2 separate regions of the Mus musculus genome follow, and region 2 is linked to region 1. The links are chromatin loops, found by intact Hi-C in ENCODE. Cell type or tissue: heart. All regions are shown on one strand. Each heading gives the region's core, and the rest is flanking DNA. Links, peaks and the distances in the headings are about the cores only.

What was found. A loop is a pair of places that touch in the nucleus more often than their neighbours do. Peaks named below come from ENCODE experiments on the same cell type or tissue, not always from the same donor. Only the 100,000 strongest peaks of a DNase experiment are listed, where the experiment ranks them.
Region 2: a loop joins it to region 1, with 16 times the contacts of the local background. A loop is called at or near these places in 2 of 42 quality-filtered maps.

What each region holds. Positions count from the first base shown.
Region 1 is chr3:128,330,267-128,343,093 of GRCm38, forward strand. No RefSeq gene overlaps it. Among named protein-coding and RNA genes, the nearest start is that of Gm52639, 37 kb to the right of the region's middle. In heart, for the core only: a CTCF peak has its summit at 6,962 (motif pointing right); no DNase peak of the experiment used is centred there.
Region 2 is chr3:127,965,105-127,977,931 of GRCm38, forward strand. It overlaps Gm35667 (a long non-coding RNA gene), which reads left to right and starts at 5,817. Exons shown (of 3, transcript XR_376055.4): 1 at 5,817-6,728; 2 at 6,834-6,942; 3 at 7,540-7,776. In heart, for the core only: a CTCF peak has its summit at 5,979 (motif pointing right); no DNase peak of the experiment used is centred there.

The DNA.
Region 1 (12,827 bases), core at 2,626-10,625:
ATTTCCAAAGAAAGAAATATAGTTTATGAGTATGGTATAGCAACACCCCTCCATTTCCATGGAAGATTCTGGAGAATCACTGCCTGGGGCCATTTCTGAATACTAGTTTTTGTATTCAAACCTCTATGCATATGGCCACCCTGAAAGGCAGTAGAAAAGAACAAAGAACAAACAAAAGTATGTTATGAATGGGAGGGGGAAATGATAGCCTTACCTCTCTGAGCCTTGGCGTGAAAAAATTCGGTTTCACAATTGGAAGATGTAAATATAAAGAAATGTTTTAAGATCAGAAAACCTGAAACAATGCAATGAAGTCCATGATGCCTGACTCAACACCGTTGATTCTCATTCCTCCCCTCCCTCCTTCCTTTCTCCTTCCTTTCCCTCCCTAGTGTGAAGATGGGAAGTTTAAAGTCGATACAACTGAGAATTAATACTATTTAAAACTGAACTGAGGAGGAGTGGATAGGCAATTACCCTAATGCTAATCTTGTCAGCACTGGAATTAAGGAAGACCCCTTTCCCTCTCCCATGTGACATTCCATAATGAAAGCAATAAATGATCAAGCATTAGAGATTATTAGAAAACAATTCTATAAGAAATTGACAACTAATGTTCAACTGTTCTCTTGCATAGCAAATTCTTTTCTTACACCTTTTCTTTTGTAGTTTAAATTTAAAAATTTAAGCCCCGGAGAAAGTAAGTAGGCAGAAATACCTGGGCTTTGTCCCAACAGACCATCATGTTCTGTGTCCCAGTGTCTGATTGCATTGAGCAGAGGGATTTGAATATATTGGCTATTGTGTGTTTTTAAAATGACAAGCAGACTCCCAAGGGACACATCTACCCCTGAAGTGCTCCTTTCATCCTCCTGCTCTGGGTACCACATATATTAATCAGAAAGAGTGTGTCAAACCATTATTGACATTTCGCATGTCATCCAAAAGTGCTTAAGTAAATTCAATTATGTTAAAGATGTGATTTTAGCATAAAGAGATACTTGTTACTTTTGGTCCACCTGTCAGGATTCAGTTTCGTGATGAAAGCACGTATGAATGCTTCAAGTACATGAAGTTATCAGCAGAGACAAATTGAAAGGGTCAGTGGCACAATATTTGGGAAATACACCATTTGGGATAATGCTATCAACTTCCTCAGCTGAAAGTATTCAGTTAGTTCTAACTATTGACTGACCACAGCTGGATCCCATATACATAGGTCAGAGAGCTTGAATTATATCCACTAGGATCACATTGTGAATTGAAAGAAAAAGTTCTATGTCTGGCTTCGCTGATTTTTAGAGTCAGAGTATCTAAGGATCAGGAGGTTTATGGCACTCCTACTTCAACCTGCTCTTGAATGCTTAAACCAACCTCAACTCCAATAGCTACCACCTGCTGGTTCTATGTGAAGTATCTTAGACTCTTGCTCAGATTTAATGTGTGTATGAGGTATGTACTGATAGCAAGGAATTTGTAGTTCAAAGACACTGAATAATTTCCCCAAAGATACATAACTAACCAGGAGCTGAGGGATTCAAGTTTTGAAGTCCAACTCAAATAGTTTTACAACTGGAGCTTTCTACAGTGGTGAGGCTATCTCAGACTGTCACAGAACTTATAAGAATACCTGAAAGAAAATCACTATGTTTTATTAACTGGTAAATTGAAATAATAGCACTTTAATACATCCTATGACTCTAGTAGAGTAAGGGTACTTCAAATTGCCAAAGTCAAGGCTCTATGAACTTTCTCTCCTATAGACAGATGATAGTCATAAAGCTAGGATTTATTTTGCTGGCCCAAATCTACTTTTTTTTTTTCTGAAGAAGGGGAACAATGTCTATGAAATGATCATGGACATCAATGTCTTCAAAATATAGACTACCCAAGATTGAATGACACTTATTTTTCATTAAAGAGAGCAAAATAAAGCACATACACTGGTCAGCAACAGTATGTAGAAATTGATAGGGTGCACTTCTCATAAAGTTCAAAGCAGTGTATCCTGCAATATTAGTTAAGTAATTTTGACAGAATAATGGACAAAAACCAATGTTTGGAGGAAACATCTAGTTTGCGCCATGGATTCTGAAGCTCCTAGGCCATTGTAATGGGAATCCACAGCAGACTCTATAGATGCAGGAGCATGCGGAGGCGATTCCTCATGTCACAGTGGGCTAGAAAGAAAGACTTGCTAAAAGAAGGGGCCAGGATGGAGCCTTTAAAGGCCAGGACTTTAAAGGCTCCACCCTGGCCCAGCTCTATCCCTCTATACTACTTTATAAACCTCTCCTACCCTACAAAACATTACTGCATTTGCAAAGTAGCTTTAAAAAAATGACCCCAGGGCTGGAGAGATGATTTAGTGATTTGCAGTACTGTTGCTCTTCCAGAAGACTCGGGTTTGACTCCTGATACCCCCACCGTGACACAAGCCATTCATAATTCCAGATCAAGAAATCCGACATCTTCTTCTGACCATCTAAGGGTAACAGACACACACACACACAAACATGTAAACAAAATGCTCATGTACATAAAATAAATGCATAAATCTAAAAAAAAATGAAAAAATATTAGAAATTTTTAAGACATTTTAAGAAATCGTAGACATGCTGGCTGAGGACATTTCAAATACAAGCCACATTTTACTCCCAGGTGATTAATTTAAATCTCAGTGTCTTCAATATAATAACCGAATGAAAACATATTTCTACCTCTGAAATAGTTCCAAGAATGATTAGTATTCATGTACAGGACTAAGTTTAGACTTCTAAACTTGATTTTCCCAACTTAAATATATATATATATATATAATATTTATTTATTTATTTATGTTGAGGGATCACTTGGTAAAGGCTTCACCTACTCTGGGAATCTCTTTTGCATACTATGGACATTATGACAACCTTGTCAGGCATGTTCCTTTTTTAAATCTATACTCCTTAGTTAAGAAATCTGTTAAGGCGCACAGAGGTAGATAAGTGGACAGACAAAATCCAAGCTTCAAGACAAAGTAGGTGGGCAGAAGCTGAATATGAACACTATAGAAGACATCATCCACCTAGTACTAGAGAGACACACTCCCACTTGCAACAGCTTGACGAAAGACCCTAAAGCAAAAATAACTCCCCTCATCAAACCAGAAAGTTTGGGAAAAGTTGATATCAATGTGGCCATCCACGCCACCTTTCATTTAATAAGATGGTGTCTTCCTACTATCCTGTGGAATTTTCCACACTGTCCCGGGGGCTAAGAAAACAAAAAAGAAAGCTGTCTATGACAAATGATGACAGCGTAGGAGGGAGATGCAGCGTCCTGTTCAGATTCCAGACGGAGTCTGCAATGCTGTCAGGTAGAAAACTGTTTGACTTACAGCCACAGTCCTCTCGGATACCTGCAGTGTATGCAGAACACTGGAGCATTGGCACTCAGCTGAGGCTTTTCCCAACTCTCCTTTACTGCGGTTTAAAGCACAGAAGAACTTCTGAGATGGAACTTAATGACAGGTGTTTCTTAAGAGTAAGCCTGATGGCGAATCCATGAACATGGCTCTGTGGCTCTGCACTAACTTAGAGGGGCCTTTCAGACTTGGGAAATGTTTGTAAGCTATGTGCTTCAGTTTCCTTGTCTGGAAAGAACAGGCTGATTGCCTTTAGGAGTTTGAAGGGGGGATGAATAAATCAATACAAGTGAAATATTTGAAACTGCCTAGTTATGCCAGAAGTAGTGATTGTGTTAGGTCATAAACTGAACTTTTAATGAAAATTGGTCTTTGGCTTTCTATTTAGGCTTCAGAAATTATGAAGATGAAGGTTTTTTTATGATCTTGTAAGTTCTGCTATATATAGTTATGGGAGCATAACCTTTGTACTAAATACTAATTTCACTTATGAATGATCATGGGTAGAACTTTTCTAAAAAGCAATGTATTAATTTATTTTGCATCCCTGTGGCAAAATACATGGCAGAAAAAAATGAAAGTGAAAAGGAGTTTGGTTTTGGCTCATTGCTTTTAGGGGATTTCAGTCCATCATGATGGAGGAAGGCTTGGTGCTAGGATTGACTACAGCAGGGATGTCTGGACTGTGCTTGGTTCACGTGTCCCAGTGCAGGAAACAGAAAGTTCAGGTGAGAACCAGGGTCTGGGATAACCTTCTAAGACCATGGAATGGTGATATGTTTTTTTACCAATCAGACCTCATCTCCTTAAGGACTCCATAGCTTTGAATGTAGTCCTTTTTACTGGGGGTGCAGGATTCAGATTGGCATGTAGGATACGTTTCACATTTGAAGCATGGTAATGCCTATGAAATCAAATGTTGTATTTCTTACCAGTTATCCTTAATGGTTATTTCTCTAAAAATCTTCCCTCCATCCAACACATGCTTCAATGGGAAGGCTTAGGAAAAAAAAATCCCTTGTGTTAGGATAAGTGTTATTCTTACACACTCAAAATTAGTTTTTCCTTAGCTAAGTTACTTAGCTATAATTATCAAATTCTCACTCCTTATATACCCTTTAATGTGATATCACACCCACACACACCCCACACATATATATATATATATATATATATATATATATATATATATATATATATTATAGATACTTTAACTGTTAGAATGATGGGAATAAGAGCTGGAGTAGTGAAATTTCTGTCCTTTAATTTTTACCATAATAAGAACCCTGACAATTGAAAATACAGAAGACATGGGCTTTTGAAAAACGTATCTTTGTAAAAATAGTCTCATGTACCCAGGCAGATACATATCTAGCTAGCTCTCTGAATTTTTCTGTCCCTGAGGAAGAAATCTGTAAGAAGTTTCTATTAAATGGGATGAATGTAATGGGCCACACCCATGACCTCATTTCTTAAGTGTTTAAGATGCTCAGAGTTTACCACAAAGGAAAACAAGTGTTTTTACAGCCTCTGTACATTTCCCCTCAATAATAAACTTTTACTATTTCTTTTGATGGAATGCTGTAGTTTTAAAGAACAAGCGACATAACAAAACCAAGAATGGCTGTGATCAAGTGCCAAGGCTTCTCATGTAAGCTCTGTTACTTGATCATTTTTGTTTCTGTAAATCTAAATATTTTTTTTTACCTGTAAGACAATATTAAAATAGTATTCATCTCATTGACTTGTGGTGCAAAATACATTTAAAAGCACATAACCAATAACTAAATTTACCAAGCTCACATTTTTTTCAGTATTTAAATTCTTTGTGCCTTTTCTCATTAAATATTCATTTCCTAAAATGTATCAAATAAAATATGTGACGTAGCGTTCTTCTTACTTATTTGGATCATCAGGCTTGTGTTTTGGAAGATGCAGAGCCATGTGTTGCCACGGGTGGTGGTTATAATTTCCTCATGGCTTTTCAGGTCAAACAAGGCAGAGCTAAGGAAGATTTTTCCTGGCATAGATAATGAAAACTATTCATGTTAGTAGGCCAATATGAAGGAGAAAGAATTGCTTATACTCAATCGCTAGGTTGAGGATGTTTCTCTCTCTTGAGAGTCACATTTTCTTCGAGTAAAAGATTTTTTTTTTCTAGCCAAGCATGGTGGTTCATATCTGTAATTACAGCTGTAGTAGGAAGTTCATGGGTTCAAGGTCAGCCTAGGTTACATTATCAATAGCCTTGTCTGAAAACAAAACAGTAAAATGTAGTTTTACTGTAAATCAATGCTATATGCACACAGTCAGCATATATACATATCTACCATTTTTAGTATTAAAGGTATACATTTGAAAACAGTGTTATAAAAGTCAACAAAAACCACTGAAAAGAAAATTTCAATTAGTCAAAAATGTAAATAAAACATCAAATATATTCTTTCCCACAACACATTCACATGTTTCCAGTAGTGGTAAAGCCATAATAAAATATTAGGGAAACAAATATTTTCTCATCTAAAATATTATAGGGATAATTAAATGTACTATAATGCTTTCTTATATGTTATTTAAATCTAAGGTTAGACTTTACTGAAAAATGATAGCCACCAGTGAGCTTATTTTCGAATGATTACGCCTTGGTCACAAGCCATTTATAGTGGATTTGAATTTGCTTACATGATAAAATACAATGAGAGATTTCTTACAATTAATATTTGTATATTTAGAATAAAATTACCGGCTTCATCAAACACTTGGAACTAAAAGGTCTCTTCCTGTACATTAGCCTTCAAAAAGAATTATGAAGTTAGCAGAAGTTGAAATGGATTGATTAAACTGGCTTTAGCTTTAGACCACTGCAAGGAAATTATATACATTTAATATGCCATTCAGTCAACATAAACCCTGACCCAAACCTTAACGTAGACTGTGTTCGTGTACTGCAAGACCAAATCTATTTTACCTGAGATTCGTGTACTTATGTAAGCACAAAACGAAGGATGTTCATTATGTATCATGTTAGGATTTTGTAATAAGTTATTTGTATAGTGATGAAAAAATAGTTTTTAAGATGAGTGAGGTTTCCAAAAAAAATTAGTTTGACTTATTAAGCACAAAATTCATGTATTTTTAACATAGGTATTTACTTTCTTTTAACCTTCTATATCACATTTAACTCTTGCAAATCATTAAATATAGCACCAGGGCATGAGTTAAAACTTGTGAGTATGTATGTGTGTGTGTGTGTGTAAATTTTTGAAATTTAACCTCTTAAAATCAGATAAAATGTACAGCTCTTTAATCTTTCTGTTTGAAACACTATGAAGTATTTATAAACAAATATCATTAATAAGTATTTACTTTTAACTGAAAGTAAGGTTGACTTTACTTTGAAAGCACCGCTACATGCGCCCTAACTATGACACTAATCAAGGTTGCTGAGAACAGGTTTAGGATTCAGGGCTCACAGTTTCAGGTTGAAATCTGAGTGTACCAGCAACTCCAGTAGAGGGCACTGTGCCTGTCTCTGTACCCTGAAGAGTCTTTGTTCTGCCCGTGCTTCATCTTAGCTCATGCTGGGGCTCCCTCTGCTGTCCTTTTAGACCACAAGACAAATATGTCGGTGAGTGCACCCCAGACCTCAAAACTGCAATCATAGTCTCAAGACTTTAGCATAAGGCAGTTCCCGATCAACCTGACTTCAGCATCCAAGTCTGAAAAGTTAGCATGTGAACTGAGTGAAGCTTTGATACATGGTTCTGTAAATATATCCTGACAGATGGTATTTCTTCTAAGAAAATTCGGTAGGCTAATAAGGAAACAAGAAGTGATATCTTCACATTACATGCCAGAGAAAAAATGGCATGGAAATGGAAACTGGAAACAGCTGTGATCGATTAAAATGTCAAGATACATGTACACACACATGCACACATGTGTGTATTAAAGGTATACGTGTGTGTGTGTGTGTGTGTGTGTGTGTGTGTGTGTGTGGTGTGGTGTGTGAATGTTTGTATGTGTATGCTTGTGGGATGTGTGACTGTGTTTATGTATGTGTGTGGGTGAATGGGTATGTATGTGTGTGCATGTATATATGTGGGTTTGTGTGTAGTATGTGTGTGTATGTGCATGTGTATGTATGTGTGTGTGTGTTTGTGGTGTGTATGTACATGTATGTATACCTGCTTGAGGAAAAATGTGTGTGGGAGTGGGGAGGCAGTCCCTATTTGATCTCTTGTAACTTTGATCTATATTATTTTTTTACTCTAGTTTTTATTTGTCTTTTTATTTTAAATAAATCCAGAGAATAGTATTTGGCAAAGTTTCAGCACTTGTGCACTTACCCAGCAGGATAAAGAGAAATCGTTCACATAAAGAAGACATATTTTGAAGTAATTATGTTTATAAATTTTCTAGTCACTCTCATGTGAAATAGGGGTGTTTGCTGTAAATGCATTCCTTTGCTTTCTGTGTTCTTACACAGAATAATGTCCAGTATCTGTAACAAAGCAGTTAGCAAACTCATAAATTAACCTTCTCTGTCATTTCAAATCAGTATTATAATTCATTCTTACCTAGATTTACCTTAAAATCACATGGTAAATAACATTGTTTTGGCCTTTGTACCTTTAAGCCAAAGAAAAGTCATGGTTTCAAACAAAATTGTGGAAATTGTAAGAATGGTAAAACCTATTGGCCTTTCTAAGCCGGTTCTAATAATTTGTCAAGTGAGCTTTATAATTGTTTGTGCCTGAGAAGTAGTAACAGCATATGCTGGCTGCATAACAGTGAGGAGACAGAATTAAGCAGCAGTAATTGCAGCATAAGAAGTAGATTTTCAGATCTGTTACTCAAATTCCAACTCACCACTCCTGTGGTTCGTAAGAGAGAAAACCAACTTTCTTTTTCCTTTTTTAAAATCACATTTAGCTGATAGAGTTTAGATTAATAGAGTTGTAGAGTCTAGATTAGTCTGACAGCTGGATATGTAACTTCATTGTGAAGCACACATCAGCAACCACAATTTCTTAGTTGCAATCTTCAGAAAACATACACAACTTGGAATAGGTGCGTGTCCACACATCAACCAATTTCTGTGGTTACATGCAGCATTTATATTAAATATATGTATTCTTTGTGCCACCAACCCTGGTGTATTTGTAAAATGGTTCTGGGAATCACCTTTAGAGAAGAATAGAAAACTATTAAGATGATTTTCTTATCACTCAAATGCTTCGTTTCATTTCTATAATGTATACAGTATTGTGACCTATTACTTCACAGAGAACACTTCCATAGTCTAGAGGGAAATGGGGGAACTGTTTCAGAAGTTAATACGTTAGGAAGGGATCTGTTTGACTCCTGTTTTGCTCTCACTTGGGGGCTGGTAGAAGTGCAGAAGAAAATAAGCTAAGTTCTATTTAGTTTTAAGGGGGGCAATAAAGAAGAGATAATTCTCACTGGTGGTTTAGTGCGAGTCTTTACATCTGTATGTGACAAAAGATGGACTTTATTTCTCAAGCTTGGGACACATTTTGTCTGTATCTTCCATTTCTTTCAAATGAGCACATGAAATAATAGGCTCCATTAAGACAAGGTCATGTGATCTGTCATTGTGGAGAACTTAGATCACAACCTTACGTTTAACATCGTTACCATAGCTAAAATTGGCGGTAACAGCGGACTTCAAACTCCTATCTCACCATGTGCTTTTCTCTACAAGCAAAAAGAGGCCACACAAAAGAAATACACAGAGTTCAAACAAGACAGGAACAGTTTATTTAATATTATGCTACACCTCACAGTGAGTTTTTGTGTATTATCTGTGTAAAGTGCACTCTTTGTGCACGGAAACACAGGGGCCAGACATTGGGCATCTTTCACTCTCAACCTTATATTCTGAGACAGAGTCTCTCTCTCCCTCACTTTTTCCTTCCCTCCCTCTCTCTGTCTCTGTCTCTGTCTCTTTTTCTGTCTCTGTCTGTGTCTGTCTGTCTGTCTGTGTGTCTTTACACACACACACACACACACACACACACACACACACACACACACACACACACACACACTGGATTTGCTGGACTGGCTGTTCAGATGCTCCTGGATACACCCCTCTCCAACCCTTTTCAGTTTTCCTTTCTTAGGGTTACCCTCAGCCTTATGTGGCTTCTGGGAATCTGAAAATAAAGTCTAATGCTTGCAGAGCAATGATTTTGCCTAATAGACCACCTCCCCTGTCCCCCATCACATTTTACTCAAAATAAAACTACTTAGATCTCAATGAAGCATTGGCATAAAGGCATAAAAACATTGACACAATTCAATTCCAGTTAGTTCTGAATGATTTGGGGGAGGATATTTTGTGAAAAGAATGATTTATTATGTTTATATATGTGTGAAATGTTTCTTTAGAACAACCATAATCAAAACAAAATAAAAGCTGATTCCAGCTTCGCCTGCATCCTCCTCACGATAAGTAATGCCTGCAGATCTAGCTGAGTGTTCCTGGCCAGGATTCTTGTCTCAACTCACCATCTGAAGACAGAGCAAAAACAAAATTCAAAAATCAACAAATATTATTGCACTATTTTTTTTAGGAATGCCTAAATTTTCCGTCAGTGCTTTGAACTCCACATCATTATTTGCCTACAAAACCCATCCATCCATCTCTTTATGAGAAGGGAGCACAGGACTTTCTCCCAGGAAACTCGTCAGGCAGTGCCCACACCCAGGAGCAATGGGAGGCTCTGCGGGTCTGGAGAAGCCGAACAAATCAAAATTGCCCTCATTCAGAATTACTGATAGAAACATTTTAAAATCTCAAAAGACATTTTGTTTTAGTAAAACTCTTATAAAATTATCTGCTTTACATATGAGTGATCGCTCTTCATTTTTTAAAGATAAGAGGGATAAAGACTATAGATAATTTTCATGGATCAAAGTGGATTGGTTTAGCTATCTGTTGTAAGGTTTTAGTTGAATCTTTTACAAAAGATTTTCGGTTAAGTCTTCTTAGGTCTCTGTTTCGCAACTCTAAGCTCTGAGCTATTTACAATATTTTAACAGGGATTAGTGGAAGTGAGGGAAAGTCGTAAACCCCCCATATTTAAATATTTCTTCTTCTGGCCGATTTTAGTTAAAAGGATCACAGAGTATTTGCACAGAGGGAATGAACTGATGGGTGTCATCTTATGGGACTCACATGTGTGCCCTTGTCTCTCTTGTGGACATTTTTATCCAATGGAAGCCACTTCACAGCAGAATAGGTAGACATGTGTTCATGGTCTAACTGCCATGGCTCCTGGTTACCACTTAGACTACCATGGTTACACTCTAGGTGTGATTAGAAGTTCCAGAAAATTGAAGCAAACACCACCCAAGGATGACATGGCTTCATCATTCTGTGAGTCTAAATCCTACATCAGTATCAGTGTTTCCTCATAATATCACACTAGGCTTGAAGCTTAGCCTGCCTGTGGCCAGAATGCATATGTTTCTGCTGCACAAGACTTTTGGTGCTATAATAGACAAGCATATTTTGAAGAAAAGAAATACATGTTATATGCATGTATTTAATGATTATTTTTTAAAGTATCAAGTATTTCTGTTTGTGTGTGTGTGTGTGTGTGTGTGTGTGTGTGTGTGTGTGTGTGGTGTGTGTGTGTGTGTGTGTGTGTGTGTGTGTGTGTGTGTAAGTGTTACAAGTGCATATGCCTCTCGAGAGCATTAGATCTCCTGGAATCAGATAAACATATAGGATGTTTGTAAGCTGCCAAGTGTGTGTTCTGGGAACAAAACTCATGTCTTCTGTAATAGCAGCAAGTGCTTGTAACTGCTGAGTCATCTCTCCAGCTCTGTGATATACAAATTCTCTATTTCCTTTCTCTAAGATAATGCCTCTCCAAAGACCTTAAACATTACAAAATTTCCTTTAAATTTTCTACTACACTCACATGTAGCTAGTCCAAGATCACTTCTACCTAATAGAAAGTGAAATGTTACTTTTCTACCTTAGGAAATGTTACCTTACAAAAGTTTTGTCTGGGTGCTTTTGCTTGTCATAGGAGAACATGATTTTGATGCTCAGATGTAGGTTTGATCTGTGCGTGCTGGCATAGCTTTATGCTTCTGAGCCTATCTAGAATCTCAGGACTTCTTATACTCTCCACCGAATCTCTATACATCCATGTGCCTGTCGAGCATCTGCACAGAATACCTACTCTGTGTTATGATACCCTGTGGATAAATCACCATAACTTAGCCTAGCACACAAACATTGCTCAATAAATAAATTTTAAGAAATGAATAAATAAGAAAATTTATGAATGTCTGGCCATATGCATTGCATGTTTCTTAATTTCAGGTTAGCAGCACACACAAAGTGGTTAACATAGTAAAATTTGCTTTGACTTTCTTTCACAATCTTTTTGTTTATTTCTCTGCTGCAAGAAGTGCTGCATGCTACCTGAAGGGCTATGAGGTCATTTGTTCTATCCTTGTTTAGGGACTTTTTGGAACTCAGGTGAGAGATCGTAGCTAATGTGGGAATTAAAAAGAAATGCACATTTTAAAAGCTACTTTTCTAGGGACCCCAAATGTCAATTACTAGGCTAAACTCCAAAGGTATTCTTTATCATTTCTTAAGATTCAATGACCAGACTTAAAAAACATTTAAATTCTGGATTGTAAAAATACTCAAAGTTCCTTACTTCTGTGTCCCAGCAGATCTCAGTAAGCATGCTCACAATAAGTCAAGCAGCCTTCATTCTTTAGCCACAGGTCCCCAGTGAAGAAAAACCACTGTTTATTCTCCCTGATACTAACTTCAACACTTAAAGATATAAGAAAGAGAATGCATTTTGTGTATATATGTGACCAGTCTTTGGGATATAATAATTACTAGTAAATTTACATAACTAAAGTTTTCATTTTTAAGGAATAGCCTTTATAAATAGCCTTGTTTTACAAGGTGTAGATTATGCTAAGATAGCTCATTTGTATATATGCGCTCATGACAGGCATAAATAGAAGAATGCAGATACAGTGTGTCTGAATGTTTACATATTCATAGGCCATACACACCTCTTCTCATGTCCAGGTTGGCCCAATGCATTTTCACCTGTGCGTGCATGAACTCACAGGCATGGCTTGCACATACACGGCCACACGTTTCCCCAGTTGTCATCCTCAGCCTTGTACAGTATTCTTTCCCAACTCATGGCCTCAAGCATAAACATACCTTTCCCCCCCTGTTTACTGATTTACTCCTCATCCGACAAACATTATCCTGTGACCATGACCTGCGCTTTCATCCCGCCTGCATTTGCCAGCCTAAGAACTGGTGACTTACAAATCCCTAACTGGGGGAAAAATATCATTTATCAGTGGCAAAGTTTAGATCTTGCAGAAGGGAAAC
Region 2 (12,827 bases), core at 2,738-10,737, 370 kb before region 1:
GATGCCAACACTGAAGACTTCTTTCATGTGTTCCTGTTAGCATTTTGTTTAGGCTCCACCCCACAGTTAACTGGCAACAACCAGGTGTGCCTGACTCACTATAAAAGGGGCTGCTTGCCCACTCCACTTTCTCTTGCCTTCATCTTCTTGCTTTGTCCTCTGGCCCCTTCCCCCTCTTTCTCCATTCCCCTCCCTCCTCTCTCTCCACGTGTGCATGGCTAGCCTCTACTCCTCTACTCTCTCTCTCTCTCTCTCTCTCTCTCTCTCTCCCTCTCTCTCTCTCCCTCTCTCTCTCCCTCTCTCTCTCTCTCTCCGCCTTTCTCTGTCTCTACTACCCTCTCAATTTCCACCCTCATGCCATGAATAAACTCTATTCTATACTATACTATTGGGGGATGCCTCAGGACGGGCCCACGGAGGCACCCCCTCCCCCCACACCTTACCACACCTCCACCAAACATATTCTCCTTCTCTCCGTATCTTTTTATAAAACACGACAGTTCCTCCTGTCTGTGGGAATTTAGTAGAAATATTTCAAAAGTGGGTAAAATTAGTGTCCATTTTTATGAGTAATCCTATGACTCTCTGGCCAGATATTAACCTGAAATGTTGTTTGGCGTATAGTAGGTAATCAATACTTATTGATTTTGTCCCAGGTCTTGGCCGAGTGTGGGCACCATCTCAAGTCTCTCAGTCAGCAGTTGAATCCTTCATAAAATACTTGAGTTACATCTTGAGAGTAAGCAAGAGAATTCAAATAAAAAGTTTGTCCATTTATTAAGCAAATATTGAATGGATATTTATATATCAGTCAGATGCTGGCATGTAGCAGCAGATCTTTGTGCTTGCTCTTTGCATGGGTAGGAAGCTCTGGGCAGCCTTTCTCAGACTCATAATTAATGTCAACGTCCCAACATGCTGTGAAGAGGCAGAGAATGTTGTAAGATAGTGATATGGGCATGGATGCCGGGCCCGGAGAGGGAGGCAGCTAAACCAAGAAGTGAGGGATGAAGTGTAGGCCAGGGAGAAAACCCTTTTCAATAGAGGCGGTGGAAGTTCTGGTGGTCGTACCCAAGCCAATGGGAGCAGGTTGGGAGGCTCAGCCTTAACATCAAAGACATGCAATGGGGCTGCCAAGGAGCCTGAGGTTGCTACTAAAACTTGCAGGCTTTTAAGGGTGTGTTCAGGAATTAGACTGTTATCCTCAGAACATCTCACAGGCCTTGGAGGTTGTATCCAGTAGTTAGACTCTTATCCTCAGACACTGCACAGTTGCTGGAGGATCTTATGCAGTTAAGGAGCGTAATGAGTCACTTAGAAACCTCCAGCCGCAGGGAATGAACTAGTTTTACTTTACGTGAGAAAAGAAACAAGAACTCCTCCTTTGAACACACAGGAGTTTTGCTCTGCAGAGCCAGATATATCCAGAAATAATGCTTAGCAGAGACTTTAAGTTTTTCTTACGCAGGAGTAATTTATGCATCAATTTCACAGTCCAGGGAATGCCATACTAGGACAATGGTTTTCACAAAGGCTACCCTGCTTCTAACTTTCCATAGTTAGGGACGTGAAACTGACTTTATAGCTTAGGGCATTCATTTTAATATAACGAATACCTTTTCTTTGATTTCTTCCTTGCTTGAAAAATAATTAGGAAAGGATTTATAGTCACGTACATGAAAGATTGTATGTACTATACTGCACATATTATATGCATGTACTATACTCTGTATATTGGGCTGCACATACTATTTTGGATGTATGTGCTATATACACTATACTGCGTCGATTGTATGGGTATGCTGGATTGCATATTTTATATGCCTTATACTGGATATATTATACTGACTATACTATACTGCATATATCATACTGGATGTATTGTACTGTATATACTATGTGAGTGCACTATTATGCATATAAACTATACTGGATGTATTATACTGAGTATACACACACTGTTCTGCATACATTATACTGCATATATCTAACTTGAATTTTTTCAAAACCTATTTTTAATGATGTTTCTTATATGTTCTAACCTCCCTCTTAGCCCACCACCCACCAGAGGTAGTGGGAAAGAAAGGAGATGGGAAGTGGATCCGTTTAGAAAGGTTCTTTGGAGCAATTTCTGCCTGTGCTGTCTGAAATCGGCAGTTGGGTTCACAGGTCAGCAGCAGTAGCTCGATCTGCTTGCAAACACTTCATGGATGCACCAGTAGTCTAGTTTGGCAGAGTCGGTGCAGTAAACAGGAATCAGCAGCCGTGGCGCTACCTAGCAGAGACAGCCAGGCACGCCAGCAGCAGGAGGGACCAGGAGGAACGCCAGGAGAAGTTCTCAGTTGTGCCTCTCTCAGGGAAGCAAAGATGCAAGACCACATGCGTTGCACAGCTAGCTCTATAAGCAAGCCTAGCTCAGTCTGTCACTGTCCACTGAGTCCTATTCATACCCTCCAAACGTCATGTGTCCTCCAACGGGCCTTACGTCAGCATGTGCATCTGTCTCAGCTGACATCACTCTGCCAATCGGCCTGAGTCCTCGGAAGCAAGACACTGCAGCATACCACCAGAAGTTTTTTTGGTGTGTTTCTCTTTATGGAGTCCAGACAAATGCAGCTCAACTGCACAATGTAAGGCAGACCAATGCATGCTGTTGTTATCGAAGACTCCTTCATCACGTGTCCTTTCACGTGCTTGCTTTAGCAGAACATCCTTTCATCTGTGTCTGCTTCAGCTAAAGGTTCCTTCACGTGTTTGGCCCAGCAAAACACCATTCAACCGACTTTCCAAAGAACCATTAAGTTTCCACTTCACATGTACAATATACTATCCTGAACACACTACATTGCATATATTTTACTGCAACTGTACATTCTCCACTATACTGCATATATATATATATATATATATATATATATATATATATATATCATTCTGTATTACTTTATTGTAGGTACTGTGCTGCATACACTGTGTTAAAATACTGTGCTAGATATACTATATTCTTTATATTGCATGTCTTATATTGGATATATTGCCTCTGCTATACTGTATATGCTATACTGCATGCAGTATACTTATACCATAGTTATTATACCGGATATATTATGGTACCTATACTACACCGTATATATCATATTGCTTATATGGTCCTGCTTATACTGTACTGTGTATAGTGCATGTACTATAATGCATGTAGTATAATGCATTTGCTGTACCTATGTGCTTTTTTGCATTTACTCTACTGTAGATACTGTATTACATATATTGTATTGACATGCTACTGTATATAATGTGTGAGCTGTACTGCACACACAGTGCGATAATGGATGTGAAGTGGGTTTCCATAAGCACACACTATATTGGCCTCAGAACAAAATTGCCTAATGACACATTTCATAGAATACACTCTCATCGTTCAACAGTGCGTGGCTGTTTCTACGTTCATCAATGCAGTAGGCTTCTTAGAGAAGGATTTATTGTATAATCAAGTACCATACATTAACTCCTGCTCATGTGATGGAATTTAACTGACAGATTCTCTCCACACACATATATGTACACAGAGACATGAACACATGGTTACTTAGTGTGCCCTTCAAAGAAACCCATTGGGGTATGCGCTGAAACTTGACTACGACTGAGGCATGAGTGAGTTACTTTCCTCTTGTGACCTCTGCGGGCACCAGGCTCACACACTGTGCACCTATCTACACACAGGCAAAACACTCATGTATATAAAATAAAAACAAGTACGTCAGTTTGACCCATGTGCTCGGGCAGAACATTATGGTAACAGGGACTTGTGGTGCATTGTGGGACATACCGGAAGCAGAGAGGTCTTGCACCGACTTTCTCCCGTGCCACCTCAGTTCCCCTTGGGTTCCTACCCCATGCTGGGGCGCTGCTCACATTTGCGCTGGGGCTTCCCCACTCGTGCGAATTCCACCTGGAAATTCCCTCACGGACACACCCAGAGTCTGTGCCGCACCGGCCTCCCAGGGATTCTAAATGCAATCAAGCTGGCAGTGAAGACGATCCACCACACATTTAGGATCAAGTTATTTCTGTGCCGAACGCAGGCAGATTTTTAAGATCTTGTCATTATCTTTTTAATCATACCAGTATGAAAACCATTTACAGGAGTTTATGTTAGGTGTTGTAACGGACCCAGAGATGGTTTAAATATACACAGACATGGCTTTTACCTGTAGCCAAGCACTTAGTAGGCTGAGGCAGGAGAATTGCTATGAGTTTGATCTAGCCTGGGCTATATAGTGAGTTCCAGGCTAACATGGGCTACAGAGTGAGACCTTGTCTCAAAAAAAATTATTATCCTAAATAAAAGAATTAAGAAGTGTCTGGGGAGTGGGGGGCTGGACTCCAGATGCCCCCATCTTGACACTGGACTTGGTCAACCTCACTTTTTCTTTGAAGTGGCTCATTGTGATTACCTTGGGCACATCCTGGGATGAAGGAAGGTGGCCGGGGACACGTGGCTCTTGAAACAGCTGGCATATTTTTCTTGTGTTTTAGGCCCCTCTCAGAGTTTGAATAGAACTGACTTGGTCTACCCTCCCCTCACTGATTTTATCTCCACTTTCAGTTAACCCAGCTCTGGTCTCCTTAGATTAGAATCTAAAAAAATAATAGCCGAAGGGAAGTGGGGGAAGCCACACACAACAGATAGACTCAGTTTTCCAGTCATACACTTGGTCGTAATGTTCTTGTCAGAGTTGAACTTGTTTATGTGTGCTCCTTAAACGCCAATGTCAGAGCCCCAATCAGAGATGCAGAAAACAAGACAAGCAAGGCCTGTTAAAAGCAGGTGCGTATTATATGTGTATATTGGGGAGCGTTTATTTCCTTATTGGATTTTCAGTGGCCGTTGTGAACACAGTGAAAAGCACGTCTCTAATGTGACTTTGGAGGAATCCCATTTCTTCATTAACTGAGCATTGAGAACAAAATACGGGGACCCCCCCCCCCCCCCGAGGTTAGGCTACAGTGTGAGCCAGGCAGAATAAAGAAGTTTTTCCTTCCTTTTTTCCCACTTCCTTCAGCGAACTTAGCTTTACAAAGACAATAACATTTCCCAAGAAATTTTGTGGACATCAGTTGTAGAAAACACGGAGACAGGGCCTACTCTCAGGTGTACTTGGTGCTCAGTATACAGTGGGCCCGCCTGTCACCGGGTTCTACTCGATGTAGTGAGGACCCAGGCTTTTACAACATACAGATAGCCGTAACTACCAGAACGATTTTGTTGTTTCTTCTTCTTCTTCTTCTTCTTCTTCTTCTTCTTCTTCTTCTTCTTCTTCCTTCTTCCTTCTTCCTTCTTCCTTCTTCCTTCTTCCTTCTTCCTTCTTCCTTCTTCCTTCTTCCTTCTTCCTTCTTCCTTCTTCCTTCTTCCTTCTTCCTTCTTCCTTCTTCCTTCTTCCTTCTTCCTTCTTCCTTCTTCCTTCTTCCTTCTTCCTTCTTCCTTCTTCTTCTTCTTCTTCTTCTTCTTCTTCTTCTTCTTCTTCTTCTTCTTCTTCTTCTTCTTCTTCTTCTTCTTCCTTCTTCCTTCTTCTTCTTCTTCTTCTTCTTCTTCTTCTTCTTCTTCTTTCTTCTTCTTCTTCTTCTTCTTCTTCTTCTTCTTCTTCTTCTTCTTCCTCTTCCTCTTCCTCTTCCTCCTCCTCCTCCTCCTCCTCCTCCTGCTCCTCTAAGATTGATTTGTTTATTTTATTTATGTGCTTATATTGCAGCTCTCTTCAGACACACCAGATCCTATTACAGATGTGAACTCAGAACCTCTGGAAGAGCAGTCAGTGCTCTTAACCGCCAAGCCATCTCTCCAGCCCTAGTTTCCTATTTTTAAGCAGGTTTGCACCTCTGAAAATTTTGGTGCAGAGTTGTTCTTATGGGGTCTCCATTACCTACCTGGCTGTTTTCTCTTCTCTGGTGTTCGCTGGGCTGTACAACCATTATCGGCCACTGGGTGGCGCTGAAGCGCCAGGCAAATTATTTGCTGTGGTCAGGCCATCATTTTGACTTTTAGCCAACACTAAATGTTACAGGGAAAGGTTACTGACTTCTGCAGTCTTTGAGATACAATATTTTATTATCTGTCCATTTCCCTTGAGTTTTTACTTGACAAAGTCTGAAGGCATTTTCTTTTTGGTTTTAGATTAGAGATATTAATTTATTTGTACATTTTTGTGACAAGTGGAGTGTTGAAAAAAAAAAAAAACCATACTGTTAACTACGTGGTGAGGTGCATTCTATACAACCTTAATAACTAGTGACATGGGTTAAACTTGGGGATGCGGGGTACTGTTCTCTACTTTCCTGCTGCCTTGAGATAGATCGCAGAAATTCCAAATCAGAGTATTTCCTAAGTTTCACCCGTGTCCGTGTATTGGAAATTACATGTAGAAAAACTACGGCTATTTCTCAATATTGTATCAGAAACTTTTGTTTTATCTGGATGTCCAACTTCTACTGCCCATTCCTTTTCGTTTACAGACTAGTTGCTTCTGCTACTTTATAAACACTCTGGTCATAACTCTTTTCACAAAAAAATATTATGTGTCAGATTTACCACTAACCTGCTCATTATCATTTTTATTTTCATTTTTAAAGCAAGATTTCATGTAACCAGTAGGCTGGTCTCTACCTCCTGTAGTCGGAGGTTACCTTGAACTTCCGATCCTCTCGCCTCTCTATCCTGAGTACTAGGATTGCAGGTGAGTACTATTGTCTCCCCTGGATTATGTGGTGTTGGGGGTTGAACTCAGGGATTTGAGCATGGTAGGCAAGCATTCATTCTACTGTCTGAACTATATTCCCAGCCGTGCCCCCCTCCCCCGCCACATCGTTAATTCCTGAATTACAAATACTGGATGCAAAGATCCACAGCCAAACATTAGGTGGAGCTCTGGCAAGAAGAAGGCAAGAAAGGTTTGTACGAGCCAGAGGGGTCAGAAACCTACAGAATCAACTAACTGAGGTGGGGGAGTGGGGAGTGGTGGTGGTGGTCACAGTGGCTGAAGTGCCGATCAGGGAGCATGTATAGGTCTGACCCAGGTCCTCTTATATGTTAAGGTTGTGTTCTTTTGGGATTCTTAATAGTGTAATCAGGGGTTGTCTTTGACTCTTTTGCCTGCTTTTGGGACCCCAAAACTCATACTGGGTTGCCTCATCCAGCCTTGATGTGAGGGTCTATGTCTAGTCTTATTGTAATTTGTTATGCTGTGTTTGTGGATACCCTTGGGAGGCCTGCTCTTTTCTGAAGGAAATCGGAGTGGGAGTGGGTTTGGGGAAGAGGAGGGACTGGGAGGAGAGGAAGCCACCATAGGGTTGTCATGTATGGGAGAAGAATAAATCAAAAAGAAACGACAACAGAACCCCAACAAATACTGGATGTAAAATTAAGTCTTGCCCAAAGACTGAGAGCTCCCACACCCCAGTGGTCATTGGTCACTTAGGTCATCATTGTCAGGCAGTAGGACATATTTAAAATAACCTTTCACTGCCTGCCTTCTCTTCATCCACAAGCCCACTGTTGTTCTGCATAAGTGATAATGGTGATGGAGATGCGGGAGCCATCCCAATATGACTGAGAAATATTCATCTGGTCCAACTGACCCCAACGTGCTGTGATGTTGGATTAGAAATGATTTAAATTTTCTCCGAAGACCTTTCCTATTGTTCTTTCTAGTTGTTTTTTTTTCTTCATAAATTGGTGATGAATTCTTACTAAGATGGTTCAATAAAGATATATAAACGTTGACATACTTTGTTTACTGCTCTGTGATTTTATGAATAAAGATTCTTCTAAAACTCCAAAATTAGTTTTATGAAACAGGTCTTTATCATTGCTGATTTTTCTAGTTGCTCTTTTCTTTTTAGGAGGTGAAAAAACGATTTCTTTTTAATGAAAACACTTTAAAATTTGTTTTATTTAATGTTTTTCTCTATATGTATGTCTGTGTATCAGCTATGTGCCTAAGGCCTGCGGAGGTTCCAGAAGAGGGTGTTAGATCCTTTGGAACGGGAATCCAGAGGGTTGTGAACTGCCATGTGTGTGCTGGTAATAAAGCCAGGTCAGCTGTCAACGCAGCTAGCTCTCAACTGCTGAGCCATTTCTCCAGCCCCACAAAACTATTTCCTAAAGTTAAAACTTGCTTATAATACATTCATACTGAACGAGATGGTAAATTCTCACTTAAAAAGTACAATCTTAAACATATCCAAAAGATCTGTGTTGTGACTATAATTGTTTTCTGAGTTGTGGATTGAAAGAAAAATGTCCTCACCTAACCAAGTATTTTTGTTCTGATATTTATTTTAACGGTCTATCAGGTTTTGAATCATGAGCGCTCATTTCTTTTGGCTGCCTTGCTCCTTAGATGCCGTCGGTATTGTTCGTCAGGCTTTCTGCTGGGCGACCTGACATTGACTGGGCTAACTTCACCTTTCTCTGCATCAGTGTAATGCTAGGCAAGAAGGATAGTGGGGGCAACTGGACCATTAGCTCAGGAAATTAATACTGTGTAGCCCACCCAGAGTTGCCTCCAACTCAAAATCTTGCCTCAGCCTCCCAAGTGCTTAAGACAGGAAGTGATGACTAGTACATATTTCTTCTTCCTTCCAGAATCAAATAGAAAGCATTTGCTTGGGAGTAGACCATACACTCAGGTCGTTACTGCCACTGGGCAGAGGGACTTGTGATCTCCCTTCCTTTGCTTTTGTAATGAAAGGTGTGGCTCCTGTCCCCTGCCAGCAGTACGTCATGGGGAACTGCCACTGAGAGTGAAGGAGGCATGAAGACTATTCAACAAAGAACTAATGACTCAAAGGCCACACTGCAGATCTCCCTTCTATGGTTAGCTGGCGATGTTGCTGTACAGCCACCGAAGTGAGGGATCCAGAGAGGAAACACACTTGACTGTTGGACTTGGGAAGAAAGATAGATTATGATTTTTTTCCTCAATAATATAGATTTTTTTCAGCTTGGTGAGAAGGTTCAGTGGTATCCCAGGGAACTATTGCTGTGGAAAAACACCAAGACCAAAATCAACTTGGGGAGGAGAGGGTTTATTTTGCTTATATGCTCTGGTGATTAGAGCCCATCACTGAGTGAAACCAAGGCAGAGACTTAAACAGGGCAGGAACCTGGGGGACAGGAGCTGAAGCAGAAGCCATGGAGGAGTGCCGTTTACTGGTTTGCTCCTCATGGCTTGCTCAATCTGCTTTCTTATACCATCCAGGACCACCAACCCCATAGTGGAACTGTTCATGGTGGGCCTGGCTAACATCAGTGGTTAATTGAGAAAATGTCCTACCGGCCAATCTAATGGAGGCATTCTCAAATGAGGTTTCCTCTTCTGAGATGACCCTTGTTATGTCTAATTGATGCTAGATAGATAGATAGATAGATAGATAGATAGATAGATAGATAGATAGGAAGGTAGATAGATATGAGACACAGACAGACAGACAGACAGACAGACAGACAGACAGACAGACGGCACAAGTAGTAGCTTGGGAGAAACACAGATCAGAGTTGACTAGGGACCAGAGTTGCTGGGAAGAACTGACTCCAAGTTTCCCTCTGATCTCCATATGATTGCAGCAGCAGCAGCAGCAGCAACAGCAACAACAACAACAACAACAACAACAACAACACACACACACACACACACACACACACACACACACACACACACACACAGAGGTTAAAAAACAATGTAGAATTTTAAGATGGCCCTGGGTAACTGATACTCTAATCTGGAAAAGGCCACTCAGGAGCCAGGCATGGTATGTATCTCTTTAAAGACCATCCTCCATAAAGACTCAGGGGATTGAAATGCAAAGATTTAAAGTCTTAGCTAAGCCACGGATGACTCATGGCCTGAAATCCTTCATGTTAGGGGAAACATGGGTCATATGGGACTCGGATATCTCCATCAGGCTGCTCTTTCTGTTCCCCAAAGTCCTCAGGATTCCAGCCTAGCTTTGTGATAACAAATCTACCCATTTGTCTACACTGCTTCCAAGGGCCAACATTCACGAAAGCAACACCTTCAAACAGAGAGTTGCTTCTTAGTTAATTCTAGTCCTGACTGTTTGAGCAACACATCAGAGGATGGGAAGATGGCTCAGTGGCACGACTTGCATGCAAGCTTGAGGGCCTGAGCTCAGATCCCCACCACCCAGGTAAAGAAGCAAGGTATGACGACCCATGCCTATAACCCCAGCACCTAGAACGGGTGCTCAGAGACAGGGGATTTACTGCGGCTGGATGCCCAGCCACCCATCTGGGAAAATGGTGATCTTTAGGTTCAGTCAGGGACTGTGTCTCAAGGGAGCAGGCATCTCTGGCTTTTACATGAACACACAGAAACATGCAGACATCTACAAGCTCCGACCCATAGCAATGTTTAAAAACTTAAAAACAACCATGATAGGAAGAGAAGAAAAGCCTAGACCCCCAACAACTAGAAAACGAACTAATGAAGGCAAAGTAGAAGAAGCTGGAATTCTGAGCTCCGCCTTGATTCACAAGTTGCTGATGCCTGACCTACCCAAGGATCCTGAATCCATTGGCTCGTTAGAGCTGCATTCAGCTAGAGCTCGGGAAAAATGAAACGGCACTGTATTGGTCAGGCTCATGGCCTGCAGGTAGCGTCCTGTCAACTCAAGGAGGTGAAAATGTTACGACAAAGGTCCCCCATTATGATCCCTAGATAGAAGATTTTCTCTGTTTACCCCAGTGTGGACACGAAACACATAGAAACCGTGCTTGTGAATTTGATCTTTTCTGGTGCTGCCGCTGTATTATAGGGGATATGCTTTTGGGATACCAAGCACAGGAGAGTAAGGACCAGCTCTCTGTCTTAGCTGTCCCAAGGGGAAACAGCCCACACCCTGCAGTGCCCTGTACTGCTAAGCAGTGACAGTCAGCGTGTTAGGTGCTTCACATACACCCCGCTGGCGTTGGATGTTCTCATTGTTCAGTTAGTTTATTGGTATGCAATGCAACCTCGGTTGCAAGTGCACGGGTCCTGCCCTCATAGACCCCATAATGATTCCTTTAAATTTGTGTCTTTCATTGGAGCATTGCTGCCCTAGCCTATTCAGCCAAGAGGTTGTACATGGAGTTCTGAAACATGCGAAAGCCTCTATTTCCTCTTCTATTTTGGAAACCCAACTTTCTCGGTGATTAGTACATCTCCACCCATTTATGCTGTCTCTTGAGGATGCATTTCTCCACTGCTCCTGTGCTTCATCCTTTCAGAACAGGCGCTTTATCTTTAATGTTACCTCTCAGAAGTCATTTATATTTTTCTTAAGATACTGAGACTTACCAGATCGTAAAGATCCACAGAGGGCTGTTTGTCAGCTTTTAAAGTCCTGACTTTGATTCTGGGAACTCTGTTCTTTTCCATTCCTCATTAGCAGACTGATAAGGGAAATATCCTGTGTTAACTATGGTGGGGAATTGCATTTATTTATTTATTTTTTTAGTTTGAAAATTGCACCAATTAATATTGAAAAAAATAATGTGTTGGACTGGATAGATGGTCGAATGGTTAGGAGTACTTGATGCTCTTGAAGGGAACACCAAAGAGTTCTGATTGGATTTCCAGAACTCGCACGGTGGCTCACTGTAACTCCAGTTCCAGATCTGACTCTCTCTTCTGTGTACACATGTGGTGTGTGTACATATACGTGGGCAGAACACTTATACACGAAATAATTAGATTCTAGATTATCATGAGCAATACCATTTTGTAGACCACTTGAATATCTGTAAGGATCAAACTTATTAAACATAGTTAACGCTATGATTTCTCCTTGTTGTTCTGATTATAACATAGATCCCCACAAATGACTTAAATACAACGGTAAAGTTAATCTTTCCATTCTACGGTCCTACTCAAAAATCCTAAACATTTGCCATTTTTTAGGAGCCAATCCAAATGTTAACCTGATAAATGTGAGGTTGTTGTAATAAATAATTCAAACCAAGACCAGCCAGCAGAAACAGATGGTGCTTCTGGAAGAAGCTGAAATTTCCATTCTCAGATGAACATAAACTTTCTGCTTGGATCTGTGCAACTCTATGGACTTGTGTGCAGGCCTGTAAATCTACGTGGTTTCTTTCTCTTTCTTTCTTTCTTTTTTTTTTTTTCGTGGTCTTGAGTCACATTCTTTTAATTTGATGTTTCTCAAGGTATGGGCGGCAGAGGCTAACTCAAAACACAAGAGCAGAAGCTCTGGCTATTCTCAGTGTACTCAGCTATCTTTCTGGTTCTGTCAGTGTTTCCTGCCCCTCCGCTTTGCATGCAAGAGTGCATATTCCAGTAAGAGGACAAAGGGCATTTTAGCAAGTTTTTTATTATACTTAAGCCTAGGTTTAATTCCCCAAGTTCAGGATGAATGGGCGTGGAATCCAGCAGATCTCTTAAGGTAGTGAGTTGAGGGTAGAGGGATGACGGTATCTTTTTTTCCCCTGAAAAAATTCAAGTGATTAGCAGTTCCTCTGTGGACAGTTGTATTCAAGAGGTTAAAACTGGGTTTGACGAATAATTGGAAGCAGAGGGGAAAGAATGCATCGAAGGAAATGACACACTGAAATTAACCAGATTGAAACTTAAATGAATTTATATACAGCTAGAATGGCATTCAGAACAGAAATTGTGAAGGTTCACACTAAATGTATGCACTTATACATCACCCAAACCAACTATGTCTTCATTATTTATATATAATATATCTTTATTATTTATGTATCCTACATATAATACACATTCACACACATATATTCTACTTGTTAT